Linked DNA regions of Homo sapiens: regions 2 and 3 are each linked to region 1. A link is an interaction called in ENCODE POLR2A ChIA-PET data of the cell type or tissue named here. Cell type or tissue: MCF 10A. All regions are shown on one strand.

Evidence for each region. ChIA-PET counts read pairs that join two places held together with the same protein. Peaks named below come from ENCODE experiments on the same cell type or tissue, not always from the same donor. Only the 100,000 strongest peaks of a DNase experiment are listed, where the experiment ranks them.
Region 2: POLR2A ChIA-PET joins it to region 1 with 5 read pairs; 1 of 35 experiments calls an interaction of 5 or more read pairs at or near these places.
Region 3: POLR2A ChIA-PET joins it to region 1 with 7 read pairs; 3 of 35 experiments call an interaction of 5 or more read pairs at or near these places.

Annotation. Positions count from the first base shown.
Region 1 is chr19:38,578,202-38,580,701 of GRCh38, reverse strand. RYR1 (ryanodine receptor 1) reads right to left here. Exons shown (of 106, transcript NM_000540.3): 99 at 2,498-2,500; 100 at 574-720; 101 at 198-332. Among named protein-coding and RNA genes, the nearest start is that of MAP4K1-AS1, 17 kb to the left of the region's middle. RefSeq lists an enhancer at 650-1,151. In MCF 10A, no CTCF peak of the experiment used is centred here; a DNase peak (open chromatin) is centred at 1,191.
Region 2 is chr19:38,791,845-38,794,344 of GRCh38, reverse strand. No RefSeq gene overlaps it. Among named protein-coding and RNA genes, the nearest start is that of LGALS7B, 3.9 kb to the right of the region's middle. RefSeq lists an enhancer at 1,215-1,914. In MCF 10A, no CTCF peak of the experiment used is centred here; a DNase peak (open chromatin) is centred at 954.
Region 3 is chr19:38,702,038-38,704,537 of GRCh38, reverse strand. All of the region lies in intron 3 of ACTN4 (actinin alpha 4), which reads right to left. LOC107985291 (a long non-coding RNA gene) reads left to right here. Exons shown (of 2, transcript XR_001753937.2): 2 at 2,374-2,500. Among named protein-coding and RNA genes, the nearest start is that of CAPN12, 41 kb to the left of the region's middle. RefSeq lists an enhancer at 1,533-2,033. In MCF 10A, no CTCF peak of the experiment used is centred here; no DNase peak of the experiment used is centred here.

The sequences.
Region 1 (2,500 bases):
TTTTATAGAGACAGGATTTTTGCTTTGTTGCCCAGGCTGGTTTCCAACTCCTGGACTCAAGTAATCGTCCCGCCTCGGCCTCCCGACGCACTGGGATTGCAGGCTGGAGGCACCACGCCCGGCCTGGAGGTACCATTATTAACTCCTTCAACAGATGCGAGAAGGAAGGGTCCCAGAGTGCTAGGGGAGGGGCTCACCGTCATCATGTCATCACACTTCATGTCAGGTTCATCCTCATCCTCGCTCTTGTTGTAGAACTTGCGGAAGAAGTTGAAGGCCACCACGGTGTACAGGTAGACGACCACCGCCAGAAGGCCCACGGTCATCACCAGCTGGGGGCAGGATGGGGCCAGGTCAGCTCCGCCCTGGGCTTGCCCTCCCCCCACCCTGCCCATGCTGGGTCCTGGCCCCGGTTCAGTCCCTGTGGCTCTACCTTGCTGCCCCACACACCCCCGGCTCAGCGCACCTGGCCTTGCCCCTCCTCAGCCCAGCTGCCCGGCCCTTATCCCTTCACCACCCACTGCCACGCTGGTCCCTGCTGGCCCACGCCCCACAGCCAGGTCCTCCCCACACCTGTTTCCCATTGTGGGTGACAGAGGACAGGATGGTGCGCAGCGTCTTGACCCCCATGGCGATGTCCAGGAGATGGGCAGCAAAGAAGAAGTTGTTGTAGTGTCCCAAGAGGGACATCACCATATACCAGCCCAGGTACAGGAAGGACTGTGGGCACACAGGGCCAGGGGTCAGGGGGAAGGCAGGGACACACGAGGAGCACTCTGGAGGGTAGGGGCCACTCGAGAGTCAGCTGTGCCCTGGGGGTCGGGTGCCAGCTCTGTTTGGGGAGTACATGGAGGATCAGGGCATTCCGGGTGAGAAGGCATCCTGCGGGGAGATGAGAGCCCCCTCCAGAAGGAAATAATCTGGCAATCTAAGGGCACACTGAGGGAGCCAAAGGATGTTCTGGGCCGGGTGTGGTGGCTCATGCCTGTATCCCCAGTGCTTTGGGGGGCTGAGGCAGGAGCATCACTTGAGGTCAGGAGTTGAAGACCAGTCTGGGCAACATAGCGAGACTCCATCATCTCTTCCTCTGTCTTTTTTTTTTTTTTTTTTTGAGATGGAGTTTCACACTTGTCACCCAGGCTGGAATGCTATGGCGCAATCTCAGCTCACTGCAACCTCCGCCTCTCAGGTTCAAGTGAAGGAGGCTAAGCCTGCCAAGTAGCTGAGACCACAGGTGTGGGTAACCACACCCAGCTAATTTTTTTTTTTTTTTTTTTGAGATGGAGTCTTAGTCTGTTGCCCAGGCTGGAGTGCAGTGTTGCAATCTCAGCTCACTGCAACCTCCGCCTCCCGGGTTCAAGCGATTCTCCTGCCTTAGCCTCCAAAGTAGCTGGGACCACAGGCGTGGGTCACCACACCCAGCTAATTTTTGTATTTTTAGTAGAGATGGGTTTCACCATGATGGCCAGGCTGGTCTCTAACTCCTGGCCTCAAGTGATCCACCCACCTCGGCCTCCCAACCCAAAGTGCTGGGATTACAGGCCTGAGCCACCGCACCTGGCCACTCTCTGTTTTTTGTTAGAGACAGGGTCTCGCTCTGTTATCCACGCTGGAGTGCAGTGGTGCACATGCAGCTCACTGAAACCTCTGCCTCCTGGGCTCAAGCCATCCTCCCACCGCAGCTTGTTGAGTGGCTGGGACTACAGGTGTGCACCACCACGCCTGGCTAATTTTTGTATTGTTTGTAGAGACAGGGTTTCACCGTCTCTACAAAAGTTGCCCAAGCTGGTCTTAAACGTTTGAGCTCAAGCAAACCTCTGCCTCCGCCTCCCAAAGTGCTGGGATTATAGGCCTGAGCCACTGTGCCTGTCTGCCTGGCTAATTTTTTGTGTTTTTGTTGTTGTTGTTGTTGAGATGGATTCTCATTCTGTCGCCCAGGCTGGAGTGCAGTGGTGCGATCTTGGCTCACTGCAGCCTCCACCTCCTGGATTCAAGCCATTCTCCTGCCTCAGCCTCCTGAGTAGCTGGGATTACAGGCACCTGCTGCCATGCCCAGTGCCAGGTTTGTCTTGAACTCCTGACCTCAAGTGATCTGCCTGCCTCGGCCTCCCAAAGTGCTGGGACTACAGGCGTAAGCCAGCACGCCCAGCCCCAGCTAATTTTTAAATTTTCTGTAGAGAGAGGATCTCACTATATTGCCCAGGCTGGTCTCAAACTCTGGGCTCCAGTGATCCACCAGCCTTGGCTTCTCAAAGTGTTGGGAGTACAGGCGTGAGCCACCACACCCAATCCCAGCTATTTAAAAAAAAATAGTAATAATAATACTAATAAGATGTCTAGGGGGATAAGGAGCCTTGTGTGGATAAGAAGATACCCTAGGGTCACAGCCACTCAGGGTCCCAGGAGTCATTCTTTGGTCAGGAACACCCGACGTTGGGAACCCTCCTAACGCCCCACCCCTGCAGAGTCCCTCCCCAGTCTGTGGGCCCCTGCTCACGTT
Region 2 (2,500 bases), 210 kb before region 1:
GGGCTCAATCAATCCTTCCGCTTCAGGCTCCCAAAGTGCTGGGATTACATCTGTGAGCCAAGGTCTTTTGAGATGATAAAAATGTTCTAAAATTAGATTGTGTTGATGGATGCACAACCTTGTGAATATACTGAAAAACATTGACTTGTATACTTTGAATGGGTGACTTGTATAGCATATGAGTTATATGTCAATAGAGCTGTTACAGAAAGATCCAGGAGGATGGGGAGGAGAGAAGGGAAGCTGAATCATAAATTCTAAATTTCTTTGAAGACAAACTTAATAAAGAAGGATTTAGGTTGGGCACCATGGCTCACACCTGTAATCCCAGCACTCTGGGAAGCCTCGGTGGGAGGATCGCTTGAGCTCAGGAGTTTGAGTCCAGGAGTTCAAGACCAGCCTGGGCAACATAGCAAGACCCTGGCTCTACAAACACCCGCCCCCCCCAAAAAAATTAGCCTGGCACCATGGCACGTGCCTGTAGTCTCAGCTACTTGGGGGGCTGAGGTGGGAGGATGGCTTCAGCCTGGGAGGTTGAGGCTGCAGTAAGCCCTTATCCACAACTCCACTCAGCCTGGGCAACAGAGCAAGACCCTGCCTCAACAAAAAAAATTTTTTATTTAAAAATTTTTGATGAACTGTTACCGATGGAGGGTGTCCAGGTGCTTGGTCTCTTGAATGAAGAATTGGGCAAAACGCACAAAGCAAGGAAATAATGAAGCAACAAAGGCAGAGATTTATTGAAAATAAAAATACACCCCACAGTGTGGGTGCGGCGGAGCATAGGGGCTCAAGGGCTGGGTTACATAATTTTTTGGCATTTAAATACCTTCTAGAGGTTTCCATTGGTTACTTGCTGTACGCCCTATGTAAATGGAGAGGATGTTTCCTGTCATAGCTGAAGTGTGAATCAGCCTTATGTTCCCTGCCTCCAGACCCTATTTTCCTGCCTCAGAACCATTTGAGAATAAGTCGCAAACATGCTGCACCACCAAATACCTAACTCTATTTTCCACAAACAGGGACAAGTTCCCACATGTACACTGTCAGTCAACGGTGAAATTCAGGACATTAACACGGCTGGATCGCTACTGTCTAATCCGAAGACCCAACCACATTCACCACTTGTGCCAATAATGTGTGTTCATTTCACTGTATGTTTTGAAATGTATACCAGATGCATATATTATCTTTATGAAAAAACTGATATTTTAAAAACACTCGACACAGCCAAATGAAATAAGAGCGAACTCATTCAAGCAGGAGCCCCGGAGGACTGGGAGAAACCGGCCTCTCACAGGCCTCCTCACCAGAGCTGGGCTCGCTCCTGGCCACCGCCCACCCACTCCAGGGCCGGACACGGGAAGGGACCGCCCAGACCGAAGGTCGCAGGGGCCTAAAACCCCGGGTCCTGAATGCGCCTGGGACCTGCAGCGAACCTGGCGTCCCCACCTGACTCCAGAATCAGATTCAGGCCAGGCCAGGAACCACCCCAGCTTCCTGCATCCGCCTTGGTCCAGGCAGCAATGCGGAAGGCGGACGCCAGGGGGTCGGAGGCTCAAGGGCGGGGATCGAGACCCAAGGCCTGGCGCGCCCACCAAGATGTGGCTCTGCACTAAGGTTCCGGAACAGCCGGCCCTGAACACCCACGTGCAGCTTCCGATCGCAGCCCTGGCCTGGCTCCTCGGTCCCCGGTTGAGAGACCCGCGACCGCTGCAGGGTGCCTCGCCGAGGGTGGGGGCTCGAGGCGCACAGTGCTCCCAGCCTCTCCCACCCCAACCCCGCCATTAAGGGAAGCCCCAGCGACGCCCTGAACCCTGAAAGTCACACTGGGGCCGGGGCTGCACTTGGCGTCCGCTTCCCCTCCCGTCACAGTGACCAGGGCTAGGACCGGGGTCCGGGCCGTCGGGGAGAGCGGAGGGCGCGTGGGAATGGGGCTCGCTGCGCCAGGGAAAACCCACGCCGTCCTTCGAGTCCTCCCAGCTGTTCCGCAGAGCCGGGGCCGCTGCCATCGCGTCTGCCCCGAGGGTGCGCAGGCGGGTACCTGTCCCGACTCGGGGAACAGCGGGAGCCCGGAGACGCCCGTCGGGCTTCCCAGCCCCACCTGGGACGTCTCTAGGGGCGGGAGGCCAGGAGAGAAGAGGGTGGGAGAGATGAGCTGCAGGGGGATACGGGACCCAGGGACCCGGGATCTTATAACACGCTTTCCACCCGTAGGATTGGGGCCCACAAATGACCAGAAAGGTGGGACTCATTCGCCCCCTTTGCAGATGGACCCATGTTGGCGCCCCTTAGATCTGCAGTGGGGGCACCAGGACCTGCGGTGAGCGCCTCTGCGCCCCAAACGCCAGCAGGTCCGCCCGACCGCATTCCCAGCTGGCTTGCTTTGCACAAATGCTGCGTCAGGGCACGCCCCACACCCACTCCTTCCCAGATCGCGACCCTCACGCCTTCGCAGACAGAAAGTGTCCTAAGCACAGGCAGGCTCAGAGCCCGCCTC
Region 3 (2,500 bases), 120 kb before region 1:
GGGGGCACCCCGGGCCCCCACTCTCAGGGCAAAGGTGGTCTTTTTCATCTCGCAGTCAGCAAATGTGCACTACATTATTGTTTATTGTGAATCTGTCCACTTCCTTCCAATCCTACTGCCGACACTCTCCACCAAGCCACTGTCATCTCCAGAGCTCAATGCGGCTGCCTCCTATGTACCCTTCCCGCCCATAATCCACATCGACACAGCAGCGAGCATGGTTGGTTTCCTTCTTTTGAGACAGGGTCTGGCTGGCTGGAGTGCAATGGTGTAGTCATAGCTCACTGCAGCCTTGACTGCCTGGGCTCAAGCAATCCTTCTGCCTCAGTCTCCCGAGTAGCTGGGACCACAGACGCATGCCACAACATCTTGCTAGTTTTTAAACTTTTTGTAGAGGCTGGGTCTTATTATGTTACCCAAGCTGGTCTCAAACTCCTGCTCAAGTGATCTTCCTGCCTTGGCCTCCCAAAGTGCTGGGATTGCAGGTGTGAGCCACCATGCCTGGCCCACAGGGAAAGGGCTTGCCCTGAAGGCCCAGGCCCTGCCATCCTGCTGGAATTCTCTAGCTGCATCCTCTGGGCAAGCCAGGCTCTTTCTTGCTTTGATACGCTCTGTCCACTCACAAAGCACGCCCCTAGCCTGCGACCCTCAACTGGCTGGTCCTTCTCATCGTGTAAGCTTCTGCTTGTGTCACCTCTCGTGGTGGCTTCCCTGACTGCCCGTCCCAAGGAGCTCCCCAACCCGCCACCCAGTTCCTCTCCCTGGCCCCTGTGCTGCCCCAAGGCATCACTAGTGAAATCACATGTTGGTCGGGCTGTTTACTTGTTCACTGTCTGCCTGCCCTCGTGAGGGCGGGGCTGCTCTGACCACCACTGGATCCAGTGCCTGGAAGGCCAGTGAGGAACAAGCATGGCTGCTGTGTTGTCAGGAAGGGGAGAGCACGGGCCTGAGGCCAGACTGCACGCTTTCTGAACTAACCTAAAAACAAACATTTGCGGCCGGCTGTGGTGGCTCACGCCTGTTTAGTCCCAGCAATTTGGGAGGCTGAGGCAGGTGTGGATCGCCTGAGGTCAGGAGTTCGAGACCAGCCCGGCCAAGATGGTGAAGCCCCGTCTCTACTAAAAACACAAAATTAGCCTGGCGTGGTGGCGGGTGCTTGTAATCCCAGCTACTCTGGAGGCTGAGGCAGGAGAATTGCTTGAGCCCGGGAGGCAGAGGTTGCAGTGAGCTGAGATTGCACCATTGCACTCCAGCCTAGGTGACAAGAGTGAGATTCCATCTCAAAAAAAAAAAAAAAAAAATTGCTGAAACTTCTCAAAAGAAGGGCTTGGACCACACCTTCTTCAGCCTCAGTAACTTAAGAGAAAAATCATCTCTGCAAGGCCCAGGACAGCTGTGTGTCTGCGGCTGGGTGAGAGAAGGCAGTGCCTCATCCCAGAGTCCATCAGCCAGCCGTGCCTAGGGCAGTCCTCCCAACTTGTCAACACGCCATATGCAAGGGGCATGATGGAGTGGCTTCCAAAGAAGACAGAGGGGCGCCACTGCTGCAAGCACTCTCGGGGAAGGGCTGGGCACAGGGGTGAGTTCCAAAGCTAACTGCAGAGCTGGAGGCCCAGGACACCACAGGAGACCCTGCTCACTGACCTCTGAGCAGAATACTCCAGGGCAGGCTTGCTTGGAAGCAGGTGGAGAGGTCACAGAGAAGATGGGGCTCACCTTCCCCCGGGGACACACCCAGAGGAAGGGGGTGTCCATGAGCCACAGCTTTCGGGTTTTGAGAGGAGGAAATATGCTCATTCTGCTGCCCAGAGACAGGGGAGGGACCCAGTGTCCACCCTGTCCTAGGGTTCAGAGCCCCAGACCCAGAAACTGAGCAGCACCACCTGCCCCTTAGTGCAGCGAGGCAGCTCGAGCCTCAGGAAATCTATTCTGTGCACCTCCTGAGGGCCGGGCCTGCAGAGCTGGGCAAGGCCGCAGCTCCCCGGCTCAGCAAGTACAGGTGCAGCTGGTAACGGAGGGCTTATGGAGTTCCGGTGAGGAGAGGAGGATGGCGTTTCTCATGACACATCCACCAGCTGCTTCTCTGACCTGCAGCTGTGCCTCCGGCCCCTCTCATCACCCCCACGGGAAGCCAATGCTCCCGCGAATGCCCAATCATGTGGAAGGACAGGGGGACAGGGTGGGGCGGGGTTCTCAGGTGCCTTGAGCCCCAGGAACGCCTCCATTAGGCTTTGTTCCAAGGCCCCACAGTCACAGGGATTGGGAGTGAACCAATTTGGGCATGAACAGAGAACATTTTTAGACCAAGTTTTTCTCCAAATGAAAACTGATGACTGACATGGGTCTCTCCTCTAACCCCTTCTGTATTTACAGACTAGCATTTGAGCAAAATAAATGCAGCTGTGAGAAGCAGAAGGCTGGAACAGAGCCTGGAGGAAAGACCCATGCAAGGACAGAAAATCTCAGGGCCTGACTGAATTTTTGGGTTGTGATTTTTTTA